2 separate regions of the Homo sapiens genome follow, and region 1 is linked to region 2. A link is a loop called in an ENCODE intact Hi-C map of the cell type or tissue named here. Cell type or tissue: mammary epithelial cell. All regions are shown on one strand. Each heading gives the region's core, and the rest is flanking DNA. Links, peaks and the distances in the headings are about the cores only. Region 1 overlaps GLIS3 (GLIS family zinc finger 3). Region 2 has its middle 91 kb from the start of RFX3-DT.

Region 1 (10,903 bases), core at 3,444-8,443, 130 kb after region 2:
GCTCTGGCCAAACCAGACAACTGACCACACTCAAATGTATTATGACAATTTATACTACTGAGCTTTTTTCTGTGATGTCCTCTACCTTTTTCTACTTACTTCATTACATTTGCTCTATATGCAGAGTTAACTGTGTTCTTTTTATTCTTCTCTTAGCGGGCAATTATTCCACAAATATGTATAGGGTACCTATCATTTGGCAGACATGAAGCTAGGTCCTGGGACAGGAAACAAGACATCCTCGGTGCCTGGTATCTCCAAACAGCATCAGTTCATGTTCATTGAGTAAACAAAGATGAACAAGATATAAATGCCCATGGAATCTCGGGGCTCAGTGACTAGGACAGGGACAGAAAGGAACATTTATCCACCAACTCCTATTTTTCATTTGTTGACGGTTGCGCCATTGGTCAAGATTAATTTGCTCACACTTTGAGGGGCACGTGTACCAGAGTGGCTAAATGTTCTCACAGATACCCAACATCAGGGTATCAGAGAAGCCTCAGGGAAGAAAGCCAGAGGGACATGGTGCAGTTGAGGAGAGGTGCTACCATGCTACGGCTGGTGCATTAGCTGGCTGCATTAGCAAAGGCCACTAGAAACAGGTGGTGAAGGGGATGCTAGGTGGGGCACACGAGGTGTCAGGTATAGGGCTGAGGGCTCCAGAATATGCCCTCCAGCTGTGCTGGTTTGACTGACTGCCAGTCAAGCCCACGTCAACTGGTGTTGACTGACCACCAGTCAAGCCCACATCCATAGCCCTTCCCTTGAATGCTATGGCTGGTGAAGGGGACAGAAATGGGCAGTGGTCCTCTTTTACGGCCCCATGAGAACAAGAAAGGGAGGGCTTTAGGGTTCAATTTAAAAACTGGATTTGGAAAATGTACTTCTTATCTAGGGTGGAGGAAATCACTTCTCTGGAAAACAAGGTCTATGACTTGCCTTTACTTTCTATAGTATAGGAAAATCTTACTTCTGGTGAGAAGGTGAGATTACAACCTAGTAGAAGCCTGTAAGTCAGTGTCTACATGACAGCACTTTGCATGCCAAGTCCAGGCCATGACTGCTCATTGTAGACGTTGCTTGTGACCAAGATGATGACCAGAAATTTGGAGGAAGTAACAACAGACACAAGCATGCTTTCCAACATTTATCCAATCCCCATCTCACATACCCTTCAAAAAAAATGGACAACACTCTGGAGTCAGAGAGCTGTGGCTTCAACAGAATTGTCCTTGGTCTCTGCCAATGATCCACTGTGGCATAGGAAATGCTCTTTTACTTATCCTGATTTCTAGGAATTTCTGACCATATCACAGTCATGCATCCAGAATTCAATCTTTATTAATTACTACAGTCTAGGAATATTCTTTTATGCATTCATTCTTCCAAACACAATTTTCCAGCACCTACTCTGCACCAGGCAGGTGCTAATCTCCATTAATGTTTTAAGTCTGAATATCTGCCGACTTCATACAGACTTTCCCACCACAACATATGGTTCCAGACAAATGTTCAGGTTTTGCCAAGTGATTTTTAACCTCAGGAAGAAAATCTCCACCTTAGAGTAAAACTGTAATGTCATTCGCAAAAGGAAAAACTTCCTTTCATACACATTCAAAATAATTTTCCAAACTCAACGAATAGGGCACACAATTGTGGCCTATCGATCAAAACATAAGGAAGAGAGCTGATCCCTCCAGGATACAGGGCAATATTAACAAAACTGTTGTCATCAAATCAGCCGACACACACAGGCTGCCCACAGGAGCAGCCTTCATTGTCTGTGTCAACTCCGGGGTCATTACTGCTTTCAAGGCTGCAAGAGGGCTTCTAAGTGAACTTCCAGACATACCTGATGACTGGCAGCTGGAACAACTGATTAAGCACAGCAGAGGAACATATTGGAAATTCTTATTGCTTTTGTGATTAAGAGATGGTAGTCTCCCTGAGGAAATAAAATCCTGTTCTTGAGATGAATACGTGAGCCTTGTCTTCAGCAGAGGCCAGCTACTGGCCTCCCTGCTGCCATGGGCTTTCTCTTTCTTAGTGGCCTGGCTCACTGCAGTCTCTCATCCATCTACAGTAGAGGTAGGTGGAGGTAACTCAGTTGAGCTTTATAATTTTAACAAAGCAGCATCTGTTGATCTATGTGGTTCTCAGATGCCATCTCATAGGCTACCAGAGCATTCTAGGCTGGCACCTTTAGCTCAGGTTAATTTGGTTAGTATGCAGTTCTCTTTGTCCAAATGAAAACCATTAATCTATATTTCTAATGGGTATAAACAGGGCACCCTTGGGGTTACTTCAGCTGTAACATATTTATTGTGTGGATGGAGGGAGGCCAAGAGTGTTAGTAGCATCCCCAAATAAAGATTACTTGTCTCAGGCCATCACCAGAGCGGAGGAAGGCTACTATAGGCATTGCTTGGTAACTGTGTTTTCATCACTTCAGAGGGAAAGGATGAAGACCTCCCTTGTCAGGCTAAGGTATATTAAAAACAGCCAATATGCATTCTTGTTTAAAACTATGTGAGCAGCAAGAGTCCTGCTTCTCAAGCTTTAATGTGCAAATAAATCATCAAGGTAAAATACAGATTCTGACTCACTAGGTCTTGGGGGTGCTGAGGCTGCTGGTATGGAAACTACACTTTGAGTAGTAGGTGCTGGGGATCCTGTCTCAGCTTCATTTCATCTTCTTGCTGCCCCTTGATACCTTGGAATCAATAGTTAAGACTTATTGAGCATTTATAATGTGCAAAGTTCTTTATAAACATTTCCCCAGTTTGCTGATGAGGAACTTGAGGCCTCTTCTGGTTCCTGGTTAAGTTACCTGGCTTAGGTCACGTGGCAGGCAAATAGCGGGGCTGGAATTCAAATCCGGGAAGCCTGATTTTATTAATAGATCACATGACCCAGAACACCACCCTATATTGCCTCCCAAAGGCAAGACAGATTCAAGAAAACACATAAAAGTGTTGTGTCAGGGCCCCTGAACACTCTGTTTGCAAAGGCTGCTTGTTGCCAATAGCCACTAATCCCCCACCACAAACAACACACAAGCAGCTGTAGCCATCAAACTGTGGGTTAGAGTGCAAAAAGGATATTCCCATTTCTGTTTCTGCCCATCCTGAAAGCAATTCAGCATTGAAGAGAGAAGTTTTCCAGCTCTGAAAATTACTTCAGGCAAGAAATTAACTGAATTATTTGGTTTAGAAAGCAAACAGCTGGTAGGAAATGTGCTTTTTCCCAAATAAAGATTTCAGATACTTGCTAGAGGCATATTGATCCACTGCTAGGAAAAGAAGGAAGGCAAGGAAGGGTTATTCGTGAGCAATTAGTTATATGCATCCTTTACCACAAGCAAGAATGATGTTCTGGGCTGAAAGGCCACCAGTTGTCAATAATGCACCAAGGGGAGGTTTACCGGGCAGATCTGCAACCACTGAGCTGCTTTGTAAATCTGCGTTGGAGTCATTCATGGTTGCATTATGGCCATGGTGCTGCTCCTCATGCAGGCTTGCTCTCATAGAAAAGGGGGAACCGGTATTACCCACACACTGTGAATTCACGTATAAGTAGTGCTAGAGTAATGTTGAGATCCTGACAAATGACATTATTGCTTGGTGGCTGGAACATGGGAAGAGGTGTTGGCTCACCATTCATCTCTTGGGCAGTATTTCCAGGGTCAAGGCACGGAGGATAAGCTAATCAATGAAATCAGGGTAAATGAGCTTTCACAGGGACACTGAAAAGAATGAGAAGCCCCATGTGAATGGTGAGTTCAATCTTGTCTCTTTGTCTCTCTCCCTGGAGAATTTTAGAGCTGGGAAAAGTTCGGGAACAGCTGGACAACAGAAATTCTGATTCCCTCAGCCTCATCAGAAATCGGGCACTTTATAGAGACATTGTCAGTGTGGTTATTAACAGAACAAAGCAAAGCATACACAATGTGAGACAGATAGACCTGAATTAGAATCTTAGCCTTAGCTATTAATAGCAATGTGTCTAGGCAAATCACTTAACCTAAGTTTCTTCATCTTAAATAAGGATAATACCTCACTGGACTGTGACGAGGATTATAGAATGAGCAGAAAACACTGAGCATATGCCTGAACGCCAGTCAAGTGCTCAAGAAACCACTGTTGCTATTATTTGGCTACTTATATTATTGTAATTATTACCATTATTAATAGAACTAGGGAAAGATAAGGGTACATGTTGCTCCCAAATGGTAAATCTCGAATAAAGTATGACCTCCTATCTAAACTACAGATGGAAGAATTCATACAAATATAAACTGTGGTGTTACTTTACAAATGCAGAAGAGTTTACATACCATTCTCAAATAAGCTTTTTGTTGTTCTATTTTTTTTATATGAGTTGCTATGAAGTGGGGCCTGTGAAAGAATCCTCAAGGGTTAAAATGTACTTTATTTTGCACGAGTAGAGTAATACACACCTTTTGAGTTACAACCCATAATGCATTTCAGTTTAAAAGATAACAAGTCATTTTCATGCATGACTGCACTTCGTTAAGGAGCGAAAATGGGCTGTTACTAAAATGTCAACACAATTGTCCCTCTTGAAGCTTAGTTTATCTTGAAGTATTTTTACACTTTCAGCACTTCTTTTTGTTTGTTTCTCCAAGAGCATAAAGATCCAGAATTTTCAGGAGTCAAGAAAGACTTTCCCTTCAGGCATTCTGAAGAAAATTACCAATATTGGGGGTGACTCAAGTTTTGGCCCCCAATAGTGAAAATACAAGGTCTGGTACCTTCTGCGGTCTTTTTGCATTTCACCTTGGAGCAATTTAATTGTGTTGTCCTTCAATGAAAAATGCTCTCTGAACCTAAATTCACAAACCAGAAAGAGATTTCTAGCAAGGAAAATGCCCTGTCAGGGTCACTTGGAAGGCTGCGTTTGGTATTGAGGTTAATTGGAGAACGAGAGAGAGGCCTCAGCTAATCTTAGCCTTGCTGCCAATGAGTAGAAGGAGCTGGTTTTCTTTTTTCCTTCTTCTTAATGTCTGATCATTTCCCCCCTTCCCCTGCCTCTGCATCAGGAAGGGCATCATTCCACATCCTACCTGTATTAGGAAAAAGTAGCTTCTTAAGGGTTGGCACAGTCATCTCTCTAATCTTTCCCTTCTCCTTGTGGCATGAAAACTTTTAATATTGCCAATCCCTAAAAATCTATTATTTCTGCCTGTCTTTTTTTTCCTTCCCACTTTGCAGTGTAGACTATCATTATCCAGCAGCCCTGATAAGAGGATAATGAAACAATCCCTTCTCAACTGGATCGGGTGGCTGTCAGACTAAAATGACACCACCCGTACATCCTTGACATGCTACCACAAGCTAATTGACAGCAAACATTGGCAACTGTCTCCCATGCACCAAGACAAAGGAAACATATTCATGTCACCTGATGGGAGAGCTACCTGGCAACGGATAAACAAATGTGTTAGGGAGATGTTCTATTAAGGTAAGTGAGGGCACGGCTCTGTAGAACATGCCTATTAACTTTGAGCTTAAGCGTGCTGCTATTCTCTAGGGAACAGAAATAAATAAAGCAAAATGAGAATTTATTGATGTCTGGACAGCTACATGAATATTCAGGTTCTCTTACAAACAGATATTCCCCCATGAGCTCCAAACTTCTGCGTAGGCTGCTCAATTACATTTCCACATCATGCAGCTGGATTTATAGCCAGGGAAGAGGTGTTAGTGTGTGGAAGAGGATACAGGTTTATATGCTTCTCTGGAGTACCCTGCAATACAACTAGAAGATAATGGCTGATGCCATCCACATAAATGTCAAAAGGTACCATCAAGCATTCCTAAATACCAGGTCTAATTAACTTCATGTTAGGAAAAGCTCTGGAAACATCTGCATTTCAGAACAAAGACATTTTGTTACCAGTAGAATGGCATCATCTGGCAGCTCTATCAACTTCTCTGGGATGAACCTTTCACACAGCCCTCTTAGATCTTTCCAAGCAATGCATGACACAGCTAACCTCAAATCTCCTACCTTTTCTGTCTTTTCTCCACCTCCCAACCTACCTGCTACTCACCTTCGAAGGATTCATGACACAGAAAGTCAGTAAAATAGCTGGAACAAGCAAACTATTCAGACTACCCTGTGGGAAATCTGTCATTTCCTCCTGGTCTGTGTGTTATGTTAACCCTCATTGGGGCAGAGTGGGAAGGCAGAAAAAAAGGAGAAAGACGGGGTAGACGTGGCCAATCACTCCTGGAAGTTCTTACAGAAAGATCCCTCACCTTTTTTTGGAAATAAAAGTTTTACTTGGCCACAAAAAACAAAGCTGCAGTAAAAAATACTGGGTTCCCAATCTCCTCATTACTCATGCCTCAACTATCTCCTACCTGTACCATGTTGACCACAAAAGATATTTCCTCCCTTTCAGAGCATGCTGAGACAATCCCACCCACTCTACTTTCACGTGACTTCTAAAATCACTTCACAGTGAAGGCTTCTTGGAAACAGATTTTTAGCATAGACAGCCAATCTGATTTTTAATGCACTATTATTCTAGCCAAAGTCAAGGGATGACCTATCAATCAACTCTGAACTCTCTCAAAGAGCCTCTCCCTTTCCTAGATGTGTAAAATGAAGTAACAACAGCCCTTCTGGAGAATTACGCTATAGCGAGGAGCTCACAGCTTCTTCGATTATCATGAGCCCTGGGCGAAACTGCATCGACAATGAAGCTGGTTTTGTTATGACTCCAGAGAACCCCCTTTCCTCCTTTATTCACACTCTGACCACAATCTTCCATTTGGCCATCAGGCGCTTCAGGTTACCTCCTAGCTTACTTTACTCTCAAGATAGATGCTAGAAGGTACTCACGTGCTGTCATGAGTTTATGCCCATATACAACATTTTTTCAAATAATTTTTATGTAAAGGCTTTTATCTGTATCTGGAATGGAGGGTTCAGCCTTCAGTTATATCCATTTCAAACATCCTTGTTGCTGCTAGAAAATATATTTTGAGGAAGCATGTGACATCCCTGTTAGAATGTGACTAGATGGGTCCCTAAAGTTCAATATTTCAATTATTTGCTTTACTTTAGGCTTTAATTTATGTGTCTAGGAGAGGCTTAGATTTTCGAAAACATAACCCTTGATATTCAAGAATTTGAGATACTTTCCTTTCTAGGAAAAAAAATCTTGGGCAGAATAAAACCAGGACTGCCCCTGCCTCTGATCTCTTTGCCAGCCTTTAGCACCTCATAACTAGAATGGAGCCCCACCTGTCCTGAGGCAGTTTCTTCCTAAGTGAGAGCCACGTTAGTCAGTGCTCCCACAATGGCCCAGGCTGCTTCTGCAGGTGTCTTCTTGCAATTTGTTGCCTTTAACCAGTAATAGTTCCATTTGAGGGCCACTACTTTTGGGGTTCCATAGAGTGCCCTGGGAGACCTATGAGTATTGGATAGTACATGAGTTCTGGATGCCTTCAATGGAAACAGCTTTGCCATTATCTGTTTTAAATATTGGGCCTTAAAAAGTCTCCAAAAACCCATGGACTAGAAGACTACTAAAGTATTTGCTAAATCTAAAATATTATGGGGATCAATAAAATGATAAAATCTGCATGTATTACATGATCCTAAACTGTCTTATAATACATTCTCCTCTTTAATTCATTTCAATTAATCCACTTTATGGATGCCTTGATTTCACTCAGTCATTTTGATGAATGTCTCAGATGTAAGTATAAAACAGGGCTTGGCAAACCTTTGTTGCAAAGGAGCAGACAGAAAATATTTTAGGCTTTGCAGGCAAAGAGGCAATGTTCACATTCTTCAGGCAACTGTTCTCACCTAAAGGCTAATAACTTTTAAAAAATTTTTTACATTAAAAAATCTTAAAACCATCCTTAGTTCTCAGGCCATGCAAAATCACGGGGCAGGCCAGATTTGGCCTATGGGCCATAGTTTGCTGATTCTCAGTGTAATAACTGTTGCATGCTAACTACTAAGAACCATCATGAAAAGACTAGGGAACTGTTTTTGAAATATGAAAACTAAATTTGAGGTAAGCAACAGTCAAGAACAGTTTTTTTAGACACCTGAGAGTATATTTTGAGATAAATGACATGGCCTGGAAGAGCCTATTTACAAAATGACATCAGGACCAGGGCTACATCCCAGCAATACCAAAACAAGGAATATGTAAAATTGCATTGGCCGAGGCCATCAATCCCATTTCTCCTTTCTTCCACCTGCCTCACTCTCACAAATTCACTGTTCATTAAATTCAGTTTACAAGCAGGCAATGGCACTCTGTACAACCAGTATAAGGATACTTCTACTCTTCATGGAAACAACAACAACAACAAAAGTCTAATTTGCAGATCAGAAAATGGGCCTTAGAATACAGAAGCTCCAGCCCTCCGCTTGACTTAAATTCTTCTTGGAAGGAACGCTTTATGTCAGCACATCCATTACTGACTACCAAGTAGTAGCACCCAGCATAAAAGACATGGATAGAAGGGGTTCTATTCACTGCCACAGACATTGACTTTGTTCACAATTAATAATCCAACATTTTAAGCAAGAAGGAAAGAAAAAAAGAGAAAAGAACATGAGCATCTGCCAATTGCCGGGGAGTGTACTAAACTCTTTTATGTTATCTCATTTAGTTCTCATAGCAGTCCTATGGAGTCAGTATTATTATTATTATAGAAAAGGAAAAGTAACCTCCCCAAACTGAACATCTAGGGACTGGAGATCCAGAACTGGAGTTTAGATTTAGCTCCACGTTCTTTCTGGCATAGCACGCTGTCTCTAAAAAACAAAACAAACCAAACAACAACAACAACACAACAACAACAAACCCACCAACAACACTACTTTTGAATGACCAAACCCTAGTAACCATCAAAACACAATTTTGACATTGTGAGTTTGGGGGCATTGCCACCCCAGTGATGGCTTTGTAATTCCAATTTGCTTTTCTTTAGAGAGCTACAGTAGATTTCCTTAATTAAAAAATGCCATGTGAACTACTGGCAAAGTAGTGGAATACAAAATGTAAAGAAACATATTTCAGTTTTCTTTTATTCTACTGAGTGATGTTGATTGTATTCCCAAACTTTTAGGCTTCCACTTTTCCTTCCTTCCTCAAAAAAAAAAAAAAAGAAGAAGAAGAAAGTAGGAGGAAGAGGAGGAGGAGGAAAAGGTAGGTAATTGGTAATCTGTGGCATCTGTTCTCTAATTTTCAGAACTATAGCATGTATTTTTATAGTATTTAGATAAAAGCAACAATAGTTACAACTATTAGGTGCTGAACACTTACTATGTTTAAAGAACTCTTTATGTCATTTAATCCAGCAGTTGATCGCACTAAGAGGAAAATTCGGGTTACAGGAAGAAGTGTCATTTCCATTTATAAATGTTACATTTGAGCATAGATTGGCTAAAGCGATGATCACAGGGATTGTACAAAACGTGGTCAGTAACGTAATTTAAGAAAAAAGAGCCGCTGCCATGGTTCATGCTTGTAATCTCAGAACTTTGGGAGACCAAGGCAGGAGGATCACTTGAGTCCAGGAGTTTGACGTAAGCCTGGGCAAGACCTTGTCTCTACACAAAATAATTTTAAAAATAAATTAGCCAGGTGTGGTGGCACATACCTGAAGTCTCAGCTACTCAGAAGGCTGAGGCAGGAGGATGACTTGAGCCCAGGGGTTCAAGGTTACAGTGAGCTATGATCATGCCACTGCACTCTAGCGTGAGTGGCAAAGCAAGATCCTGTCTCAAAAGAAAAGACACAAAATATTGTCCATTCTTGCTTTTTGTATAGCTATGACTCCGAACTGCCTTAGTCCTCCAGAACTATGAATCCTAGATCATTACTTTCCCAACTGCAAAATCTTGTAGGGTAGCTGATGCATCGCATCTTTCATGAAGTACATCCACTTCTCAGAAATGCTTCATAGGCATCCCTGTGAACCAGCCTGAGGAGCAAATTCCTATGCACGTTGATGAGACTTTATCACATTTTCTTTTTAATCGTGAAGAGTTCCCCTTTCTGCAGCCACTCACTCCTAGAAGGTAGAAAAAAGGACTTTCTCTACGTCCCCAAGGAAAAGGTTCCAGTGAAGCTTACAGACCCCTCACTTCTTAAGGTAGGACTAGGTGTTAGTAGAAACGCCAGGGTAAGACTCAACTCTGAAATCCAGGGCTGATGGGTAGTGAGAGTAGAAGCAGGACATGAGCAGCTAAGTTCACTAGAGAGAACGGGACTGGAGTCTCAGGAGCAAACCCAGGTCACAGCTAGAAATAGGGAGTTCTAGAAGCAAGGCAAAAAAAAAGCAGCCTGGAAATTTAGGTAGAAAAACTAAGACTCCAATAAGACTCCAAGAAGGCAGCTGCAACTTCTGATGAATCAATGCCTGCTGTAAAGGCAGTGTTAATGGTTTGAGTCACGGCCGGGGCACCTGAGCAGGGCAGATCAGCCCATGACAATATTGAGGAAGACAGCATAAAAGCCAGTATTCTGGGACAGTGCTGATAGCTGCGTGGAATGAATAAATTCCACAATACCCTCTATTCAGTGCCTGCAATATGCTCTCTTATTACTGTAAAATATGGCAAGTAATATCCAAGTTATAATTCATTAATGTCCCTTAATTTAGAGTCTTTGCTATTCTTAAGATTTTCAGTACCCATACAAGTATAAAAAAGATGAAATTTCACTGTGGCTACAAACACCCTGAATAGGAACAGTTTTTTTTTTCTTTACTCTTCACAGGAAAGAGACATAACCACCTATGTTTTTCTTTCCTTGGAAGGCAAATTCAGTTGAAGCAGAAAGTCAGAACTTTAGACTCAGCAGTCTGGTCTATAACCTCTTAACCATAAAAAGTAT
Region 2 (10,903 bases), core at 3,354-8,353:
TGTTGTTTTGTTTTTTGTTTTTGTTTCGAGACGGAGCCTTGCTCTTTGCCCAGGCTGGAGTGCAGTGACGCGATCTCGGCTCACTGCAACTTCTGCCTCCCGGGTTTAAGCGATTCTTCTGCCTCAGCTTCCAGAGTAGCTGGGATTACAGACATGCACCACGATGATCAGCTAACTTTTGTATTTTTAGTAGAGATGGGGTTTCACCATGTTGTCCAGGCTGGTCTCAAACTCCTGACCTCAGATGATCCACCTGCCTCAACCTCCCAAGGTGCTGGGATTACAGGCGTGAGAGACTGTGTCCAGCCTAAAATAATTTTTTTTTTTTAAAAAAGAAAGAAAACTCACCTATACAGTGGAGCTGCATATATGTAGGATTTGTTTCTAAAGTCAACTCACAAAATATTTTAAATCTATTAAACATTGAACACACCAGAATTTGAAATTCATTTTGCAGAATAAACGAAGGAATTTAAGAATAACCCATATGCAGTTGTCTAGTCGTTCCAACTATTCTGCCTTTAAAATAACAATGAAATCTCTAGCAGTAAATTGAGGAAGGGGTAGAAAATTCTACAGTGTTTTCTGCTTCCCTTCAGAGTTCATTCTTCTCTATTTTCATACTAAACCAAAACCTCAGTCCATGTTAAGAGATGTGTTTGTTGCTCCAAAAATTAAATGCGATAGTGGAGTGGTCATTTACCGGGAGTTAAATTATCAAATAAACAAGTAAACAAAATATATATGTCTCAATAGATAGATAGATATAGTCTACTGTAATTCTACTAACAGAATATAACCACTGTTAATATACTGATGTTTCTCTTCTACATTTTTAAACATACATGCACATATCTATGTCTACACCTAGAAATACACACACACATTGTATATATTGCAATGAACCTCTTGTAGCTAAATACTTTCACACTTCTGAATTAGTTTTCAGATTCTTTGTATTTGTAATATGTATGATCTCTTTGGACAAACCAACACATTAATTTTTTTGTGATAAAACTTAAAAAATTTTTAATTTATGGCATTTTATTTTGTGCACTGTTTTAAAAAATACTTTTTGAGCTCCAAAATAAATATTAACCTGTGCTCTTTTATTAATTTATTGTATCATGTGTTTTTAAAAATCCATAGCCCTGCTAAGATATTGTGATGTAAGGTATGTGATAGGGAACCAAACATTCCCCCCCAAAATGTTAGATGGTTTTGTCATACTAATCTGTTTTTTCTCCATTATTTGAAATGCTTCTTACATTATAAATTAAATTCTTATTCTATTCTTAGAGATTTGTGACATTCCAGTTATCTGTTGATTCCTGCACCAGGATCATATTGCTTCAACTGTTAGGGTTTTGAAAAATATTTTCTTATCTAGAAACTCTAGTATTTCCCATGTAAATATTTTTCCCTAGTTGTAAGCATCTTAACAACAGAAACTGTGTCATTTAAATATTATATTTATTGAGCTGTACATGCGCCTGACACAATATTAGCCAATAAAAATACGTTTATATGTGTAGCATTTTGGTTTTCAAAGCTTTCTTTTTTTGGTTTTTCTTTTTTTCTTTTTTTTTTTGTTTTTTGAGATGGAGTCTCACTCTGTCCCCCCAGGCTGGAGTGCAGTGGCACAGTCTCGGCTCACTGCAACCTCCACTCCTGGGTTCACGCCGTTCTCCTGCCTCAGCCTCCCGAGTAGCTGGGACTACAGGCTCCCGCCACCACGCCCGGCTAATTTTTTTTTTTTTTTTTTTTTTTTTTTTAGTAGAGACAGGGTTTCACCGTGTTAACCAGGATGGTCTCGATCTCCTGACCTAGTGATCTGCCTGCCTCGGCCTCCCAAAGTGCTGGGATTACAGGCGTGAGCCATTGCGCCCAGCCCTAAAGCTTTCTTTATGTACTTTTTTAAATGAGTTCTTCACATCCCAATTCCATTACCAGTGTAATACAGGTTAGACTAACTGGTGAAAAGCTCCTTTATGCCTCAAATACCAATACATAGTAGGTCCTCAGAGAATTCTCATTGGTTGGTTCACATTGCCTTTTGTCCTAAAGTAGGACAAGCTGAAAAACAATGAGAACCACTATTTATAGCCAGTGATTGAACATTTTGATGAAGGGAAGTGTAAAATAAAGTTCCACTTTAAGCCTTCATAAAATTTGAAACTTCCTAATTAAGACAGCTAGGTCTATTATCTTGGACTATGACTGCCTGAACAAATGCACACTGAGTATGTTGTCTATGAAGTAACACCAAAGTAATGTGGTGAGTGTATTAGCTTCCTATAGCCACTGTAACAAATTAGTGATGACCACCAATTGTGGCTTAAAACAACACATACTTATTCTCTTACAGCTCTGGAGATCAGAAGCCCAGGGCCATGCACACTGCTGAAGCTCTAATCCATTTCCTTCTCTTCCTTCCGTTCTCTAGAGCCACATTCTTTGCATTTCTTAGCACCTGGCCTCTTCGTCCATCCTCAAAGCCAGCGGTGTAGTATCTTGCTTCCATCATCACATTGGCTTCTTCTTTTATAGTCAAATCTCCTTCTGCTTCCCTCTTGTAAAAACACTTGTGATTTCATTAAGAGCCCACCTCAGATAATCTAGCATAATCTCCTTATCTCAACAATCTTTAATTTACATCTGCAAAGTCCTTTTTGCCTATAAGGTAACATTCATGTTTTCCAGAGTTTGGAACCTGGATACCTTGAGGGGCCATTATTCAGCCTACCACAGTGAATAATCCCAAACCCTCGGAGCCATGGTTTCAATTAATGAGCCAGGAGAATGTGTTTCTCTCCCATGGAGGCATCTCCATCTAGGGAGATGTTGCTTCTTCATTCACTCATAGAATAGGGTATGAGCAGGTGCTGAGGTTACAAAAATTGATATACTCTCTGCCTTCAAGTGGCTCCACAGTTTTTGCTCTTGTTATTTAAAAGTAAACTATATATCAGAGGCAGTGGAATCCGTTGGTGTGTTATTTATACAGATATTCCAAGTCTTTCAGCCTTGAAGACTTTTTCTTTCCTATTATTCTTATCCATCTAAGCCCTGCTTTCTTAATCCATTCTAGTTGTTGGAGAATAATAACACACAAACATACATATATACACACACACACCCTTAACCAAATAAATACGCACATAAAATATTTATTAACAAGGGCTATTTTTTAAGTATGGTAAAGGAAATGGAAAGTGGCAGAGCAGAGATATTGGTACTATTTCATATAGGGTGGTCAGAGAAGGCCTCACTGATCAGATTGCATTTCAACAGGCCAGGCCAGGTGCAGTGGCACACATCTGTAATTCCAGCACTTTGGGAGGCCAAGGTGGGCAGATCACTTCAGGTCAGGAGTTTGAGACCAGCCTGGCCAACATGTTGAAACCCCATCTCTACTAAAAATACAAAAATTATCCAGACATGGTGGTGGGTGCCTGTAATCCCAGCTACTTGGGAGGTTGAGGCATGAGAATCACTTGAACCCAGTAGGCGGAAGTTGCAGTGAGCCAAGATCATGCCACTGCACTCCAGCCTGGGCAACAGAGTGAGAATATGTCTCAGAAAAAAAAAAAAAAAAAAAGATTGCACTGCATTTCAACAAAGGCCAGAAGGACAAAGGAGCAAGTCAGATGGCCGGCTAAAGAAGGAGTATTCTAGGCCAGGGAATTAGCTTATGCAAAGGCCCTGGTGCTTCAATGTGTTCCTGTGTTTAAGGAATAGTATAGAAGTCAACGTAGCTTCACCCTTCCAAATATCCAACAACAATTCTTTCTTCCAGGTTCTCTTCCTCTCCCTTCATGTTCCAGTCACTTAAGTCATTTATATGTGAAAGGGACCAGGATATCATACCCCCAAATATGCAACTTTGGCATATTGATTATTTTTACTCAAGACAGTTAGAATAAACACATAAAGGAAAAGTTTTCTGCCTGGAAGCAAGGCCTAAGTTTCCCTTTTTGAAGGTAGCATGAATACTCCTGCTTTTTCTGTACCACAATGAGGAGAGCGACCCTCATCCCCAGAGGTGGAGAGTCAGCACTGAGTAGAGTGTCCATAAACAGATCTTCCTAAAATAACCCTTACCTTTCATTAGTTCTCGCAATATATTTCCTAGTCACTTTCCCACAATTTATTGGCCCTAGAAACCCAACCCCCTTTTCCTTTGTCTAGTTACTTTTCCACAATTTATCACCCTTTGTAAAAATGGTATACAAGCCCCTAAGTCTAACCACTTCTTTGGATTTTTACTTCTGTTTTGTGAAGCCCCTGTTTATGCAAACATATTAACATCGATAAAGAGTGTAGGCCTTTTCTTCTATTATTCTGTCTTTTGTCAGTTTAATTCACAGACCCTAGGAACTGAACCTAAGAGAGTAACAGAAAAGCATTTTTCTCCTCTACACATGCCATTGTTATTACTTTTTGAGTTATTTACTATTAATTACCTGTTGTTTATAAAGTTACATTATAACCACAGCAACAAATTTAATTCCCTTCAACAAATGGGTGAACTGAAGCAGGAAGAGGTTAAAGCAAGGCTGAGCTGAGATTTGAATTTAGGTAGCTTGCTTCTAGAGCCTGTCCACACTACATCTTTGCCTGTCATTTCCACTGTTATCCGAGCTTTTGTCTTTCCCTAGCATGTTCTCCTCTACCCATAGGACTATCCTTAAGATGCAGTTTGTGTTGTTCCTCTAAATTACTCTCTTGAGATTTTCTCCTGACTCCCACCTCTGCTTTCTCTGCAGCCTCATGGCATTCAGTTTTGTTCATTATATTTAGGCGGCTGTTTGTCTTTTAGGTCCATGTGTGATAGTCTTATCACCCCATACTTTCCCTAACACTAGGGCCATGTCTCATATTTCCACTAGCATCCAAGGGGCAGGCACACAAACTGCTCGGGAAATAATTGTGGACTAATTATGACTTTTCTTCAATTCAAAGATACACTCTTTTTTACATTTAACACTCTGAAATCAGTCATTCAATTGATGGTGCATCAGAATTAATTGGCAGGTTTTTTTTTTTCTTTTTTAGCAGCCTCATAGATTAGATAAAATATAGTAATTAACAATCTTGATCCTGAACCTTCATTTGGTGACTTGGTGTTATGAGAGTTTATTCAGCATAGTGGAGTGGGGAGGAAGTTATCTTGCTCTTTCCTGACCATGCTGGTCCTGTAGCAGAAAGCAGTACTACTCAACATACACTCAGTAAAATTCCATTTATTAGATTATTTCTTTCACTTCTGAAATAAAGGAAGAAAAATCACTTATAGAAACTGATGGCGAGAAACTCAGGACTTTGTTAAATATTCAAGACCTACATTACAGACTGTAAAAAGAGGAGCCCACTGCCCAATGGAGAATGTTTTTGAAGTCCACAGATAATATCGTCTACAATTTATTTTCTCTGCTGAAAAAAGAAACTCATGCAGGAAACATTTTGAAACCAAGTAAATAAAACAGAGATGCCCGCAATTTCCTGCAAGTCTGACTAAAAATAGGAAACTCTGCAATCATGAAAGTCGCTCATCTGGCAGCTGCAAGTCCATACCTTGGGAAGCTGAAATCACTGGCAGCTGCAGAAAGCGGCATGTGACAGGTGTTCATCCATGCCCTTTTGGGGGAAAAAGGCTACATTTCAGGGGCATATATGAACAAACATATAAGTGGCTTCTTAATAATAAAAGTTAGATGTCAAAAATTCTTTACTTTCTCTCCTTCTCATTTCCATCCCCACCCTAGTCTTCCAGTTCTGCCCAATCCATGCTCTCCAAAGTAAATTCTAATTCCTCGCACCCAGGAGATAGACTGAAATTCTCCCAAAAAAGGCGGCTGCAAATAAACATCAGAGTTTTACTCTCCTCTTTTTTCCACCCCAAAAAATATCACAAACCAGTGCAGATGTTAGCTCTGATGCAAATATTTATGGCTGTCTTTTTTTTTCTCCCCTCCTGAATTACGGGTACATGAATTGGATCTTCAAAGCAATGTACAGGGTTTAAGCTGAGCAGTTCTCATCCAAGTCTATGGGAGGTACACAGCAAGAACCCTGTAATATCTCAGAGGTTTTATTCCTTTTTAAATTCTTTTATAAGAAGACTTTGCTAAGGGATTTACAAGAACTAAAGATTATTTAGTGATAATGGATGAGAAATGTTGCTGGAAGTGTAAAAGGCAGTTACATTCTCACCAAAAGAATTTCTTATAAATAATGTCATTATGGCACAAAGGATACCAAATGAATTTAATCATTAGCTTCTAATTGAAGAGCTCTGCCAAATTTGCTTCTCCTTGCTACTTTAGCTATTTTCTGTTCCGCGGGACTCTGTCAAATGTAAACAAAGGGTAGGTGAAGGAGCATGATTAATCGCAAAGCTTGTGAGACAAGCCTGGGCTGGTGAATTGGTGGTGGGAACTGGATATTGCATCCTTTATTTTCCTCTTGCCCCGACATTTGCCCCATTAACTCCCAGAGGGGCCTCTAATCAATGGATTTTGGCCAGTGAAGTCAAATGAGGGCTTATAGAGGGTTGCCAGGGCAGGATTCTCTCAAACAAAGCAAGGGCTAAATAATGTTTCCAGATTAAAACACAGCACTATCTTTGAATGAATGTTTTCACTGAAAAAAAAATAAAAGTAACTTAATTATATATCACATTTTTAAGGCAAGGTCTTTATAGCCAAATAAATGTTTCTAGGAATTCTTAAAGAGGGCATGTATGTACACAGCTTTATATATAAATCCTCATAAAATCTCAATTACTCAGAAAGTTTGTGGCCCAAATCAACTGAATTGGATAATTAATTAAACATTAACCCCAAATTTTCTCATTTAAACCACTATCACTGAATAGTTTTTATAAATGCATTAACCATCTGTCATGTCTTACTCAGCATAGTAGTAGAACGACCACACTTGAATTCTTTCTTTTGATCACTGGGAATCCTCTAGTTAGTTAGGTTTATCTTTTTGAACATCAGGTTCAAAAGATCTATTTCTAAGAGAGAGATCTAGAAGGTAAACTGATCCCAAGAAATACTAGGGAAATTGTTTAAAGTTCCTCGATATGAGTTCTTAAAATTTTGCTCCCTCTCCTAAAGGAGGGAAATTCCTGTTAGTTGAAGTTAAAACTGATGTTGAATGCTTAAAATTCCACTCTCTTCCACTCACCTAATTCTTATCCACCCAAAACTATAGTAGAAAATTTTACTTCAGGAAATTAGAATAGACTGAATTCCCATAATCATGAAAATGTGGCTGGGCCCGGTAGTGCATGGCTGTAATCCCAGTACTTTGGGAGGCCAAGGCAGGCAGATTACTCGAGGTCAAAAAAGACCAGCCTAGCCAACAGGGTGAAACCCCTGTCTCTACTAAAAATACAAAAAAAAAAGAAAAATTAGCCTGGCGTGGTGGTGGGCACCTGTAATCCCAGCTACTCAGGAGGCTGAGGGAACAGAATCACTTGAACCCAGGAGGCAGAGGTTGCAGTGAGCCGAGGTCGCACCACTGCACTCCAGCCTGGGCGACAGAGCTAGACTCCCTCTCAAAAAAAAGGTGACTTGAAAACATAATCACTCATATCAACTTAAAGGAAAATATACAGCACCTCCTAGGTGATCACTATTATGTTAAGTGGGTAAATGCTTTATGTTTTTTTCACAACTGAAGCCAATGCTGAATGAAGAGCGTCTGTTCTACATTTTGCAAGGACTGGAATGTTGGTATAATCGAGACAAGATGGCTGGCTCACTGACAGTTTAGGTGAGAGAAATGCACACCAAAGCCATCTGTTTTGTTACCTCACCACAAGGAGAAGGGACACACTCTTATGAGGAATACTCACTGCTTGATATACCTTAACATGAATACAGATATTTTAAGGGCTTCATGCAGAATTAGACAATATACCTCACTGTGTTACCTGGCAGTCAAGAATTACTCACTTTCAGAGTGAATTCACTCTGGCCTATGCATAAATCAGGGCAAACAACAACAACAAAAAACCATCAAACATGCAGAGGAAGATGTGAAAGACCAATGTTTCTAACGTAATTCTCGTCAAGCTCGTCGGTATGTAGGAAAAATGTATGTAACACTTTATTCTAGAAATTTCCATTTAAAGCCACCGCTCTGAGTTCCCTGACACTCCTGCATAGTCTGACCTTGCTTAGGAAGACTGAGAATCTGTGGAGCTGCTCTAGAAAAAGGGTGGGCGGGGGTGGATAAGCAGCCCTCTTATCCCTACTTTTCCCTTTTACTAAGAACCCAGGATGGTTGAATGCAAGGTCCGTTTTTATTCTGAGGATAGAAAAAATTCAGGGCTTTCCCAGGCTATTTCACCCACACTATCTATCTCATTTGGTTTTATCTATGTTTGGTTCTAGATTCACTAAAGATAGAAAAGCCGCATATAACCCTTATCTCTTCCTTTTGTGTGGTGCAGTGATGTAAAATCACCCTATGGGATCCAAAAGAATTTGGAATTCAAATGGAGTTGTTTTCAGAGAGAGAAGAGGCAGAGAAAAGGATATCAGAATGTAAGCAGATCCTGTGAAATTATTCACATTTATATTGAACTGTCTGTTTTCAGAGTGCACGAGAGTTCAAATGTGTAAAGAGTGCATATGGAAAGTGAGTTACCAAAGGGGCAGACTTTTCCATTGATCAATTTAGTATCACTTCTCTTCTCCAAATCTAGGCCTCTGTGAAACTGGAGCTTACCCTTTCTAAATATTTTTTCCTTTGCTAGATGGCAAAATGTTTTTTGTTTGTGTGGGTTTTTTTTTTTTTTTGTTTTAATTATTGGGTGAAACTTAACCTAAAGTTTACTATTTTAAAATATGAAATTCTGTGACTTTTTTAGTATATTCGCAAAGTTGTGTAACCATTATCACTATCTAATTCCATAACATTTCCATTACCAAATAGAAACCCTGTAACTGTTCACAATTACTCCCAATTGCTCCCTCCTTCACCTATCCCTTGGCAACCACTAGTCTACTTTCTGTCTGTGTAGATTTGACTCTTCATACAGTATGTCACTTTTTGTTTTATCTGGCTTCTTTCACTTTGCAAAATATTTTCAAGGTTTATCCATGCTGTAGCAAGTATTAGTACTTCATTCCTTTTCTTGGCTAAATAATATTCCATTGTAAGGATGTGCCATATTTTGTCTATCTATATTTTTATTTATTCAGTTGATGGACATTTGGGCTGTTTCTACTTTTTGGCTATTATAGATAATAATGCTGTGAAGGTTCATGCACATGTTTTGGTGTGAATGTTTGTTTTCGGTTGTCTTGGGTATATAACCTGGAGTGTGGAATTTCTGGGTCATACAGTAATTCTATGTTTAACTTTTTGAGAAACTGTCAAACTGTGTTCTATAAGCAGTTACACCTTTTCATATTCCCACCAGCAATGTATGAGGGCTCATGTTTTAGTCAGTTTGTCCAGTTATAACAAATTACCATAAACTGAGTGGCTTAAATAATAAATATTTATAGCAGTTCTGGAGGCTGGAAGCCCAAGGTCAGAGTGCCAACATGGTGGAGTTCTGGTGAGGGCCCTCTCCCAGACTGCAAACTGCTGACTTCTCCTTATATACTCATGTGGCAGAAAGAGAGAAGTACAGAGAGATCCATATGTATTTGGGTCAAATGTCGAACTTTCTATTCTATCCTACTGACTATAGTATTTGTCTGTTCATGTGCCAGTACCACACTGTTTTAATTACAGAAGCTTTATATTATGTTTTCATGTCTGTCAGTGCTATTCCCCCCTTGTAGGTGTTCTTTTTCAGTCTTTCCTAGTGATTCTTGCATGTTTGTTTTGCCATATGACCTTTAGTATCAACTTGTCTATAAAATAGCTTGGTATTTTTATTGGAATTGCATTGCATTTAGAAATTAACTTAGGGAGAACTGATATCTCTTAATCTTGTTATCCTAGCCAAGAACAAGAAATGAATTCCCAGTTGTTAAAGTCTGCTTTTGTGTCTTTCATGAGTGCTTACAAATTGTCCAGATATAGGTTTTGCCCATTTCTGGTTAAATGTATTCCTAAGCACTTAATCTCCTTTGCTACTAATACAAATGGGCATTCCTTACTTTTATGTCTTCTAAGTGTTGTTTTTTATATGAAGTCTACTGATTTGGTATGTTAATTTTATAACCTGCTACTTCACTGAATTACTTTATTGAGTTGGTTTTATTATTGATTCTCTGGGTTTTTCAAAGTATACTGTTATATCACCTACAAATACAAGCAGTTTTACTACTTCTTCCCCCATTCTTATCCCTCTAATTGATCTCTCATCTAAGTGCATTGGCCAACACATTCAGTACAATGTTTAAATCCTGCATGTTGCTGATTACAATGAAAATACCTCTAGTGTTTCCTCATGAAACAAAATACTAACTTTAGGACTGAGATATACATACTTTATAATGTTAAGGAAGTAGCCCTCAATTCCTATTTCCTTGAGGGTTTTTATTATGAATGGGTAATGAATTTTGTCAAAGGCATTCTCAGGATCTATAGAAATAGACATATAAATTTTCCTTAGATTTATCAATATAGCGTATTGTATAAATAGATTTCCTAATGTTGAGCCAACTTGTATCCTTTAAATATATGCTATTTCGTCATATTGTATTATTATTATTATTATTATTATTATTATGTATATATTTTTTGAGACAGAGTCTCTCTCTGTTGCCAGGCTGGAGTGTAGTGGTGCCATCTCAGGTCACTGCAATCTCCTCTTCCTGGGTTCAAGTGATTCCCTAGCCTCAGCCTCCCGAGTAGCTGGGACTACAGGGGCACGCCACCACATTCAGCTAATTTTATTTGTATTTTAATAGAGAACGGGGTT

Evidence for each region. Peaks named below come from ENCODE experiments on the same cell type or tissue, not always from the same donor. Only the 100,000 strongest peaks of a DNase experiment are listed, where the experiment ranks them.
Region 1: a loop joins it to region 2, with 3 times the contacts of the local background. A loop is called at or near these places in 1 of 110 quality-filtered maps.

Annotation. Positions count from the first base shown.
Region 1 is chr9:3,881,912-3,892,814 of GRCh38, forward strand. All of the region lies in intron 7 of GLIS3 (GLIS family zinc finger 3), which reads right to left. Among named protein-coding and RNA genes, the nearest start is that of GLIS3-AS1, 11 kb to the right of the region's middle. In mammary epithelial cell, for the core only: no CTCF peak of the experiment used is centred there; a DNase peak (open chromatin) is centred at 6,120; H3K27ac peaks cover 1,475 bases.
Region 2 is chr9:3,753,834-3,764,736 of GRCh38, forward strand. No RefSeq gene overlaps it. Among named protein-coding and RNA genes, the nearest start is that of RFX3-DT, 91 kb to the left of the region's middle. In mammary epithelial cell, for the core only: a CTCF peak has its summit at 6,436; a DNase peak (open chromatin) is centred at 6,398; H3K27ac peaks cover 378 bases.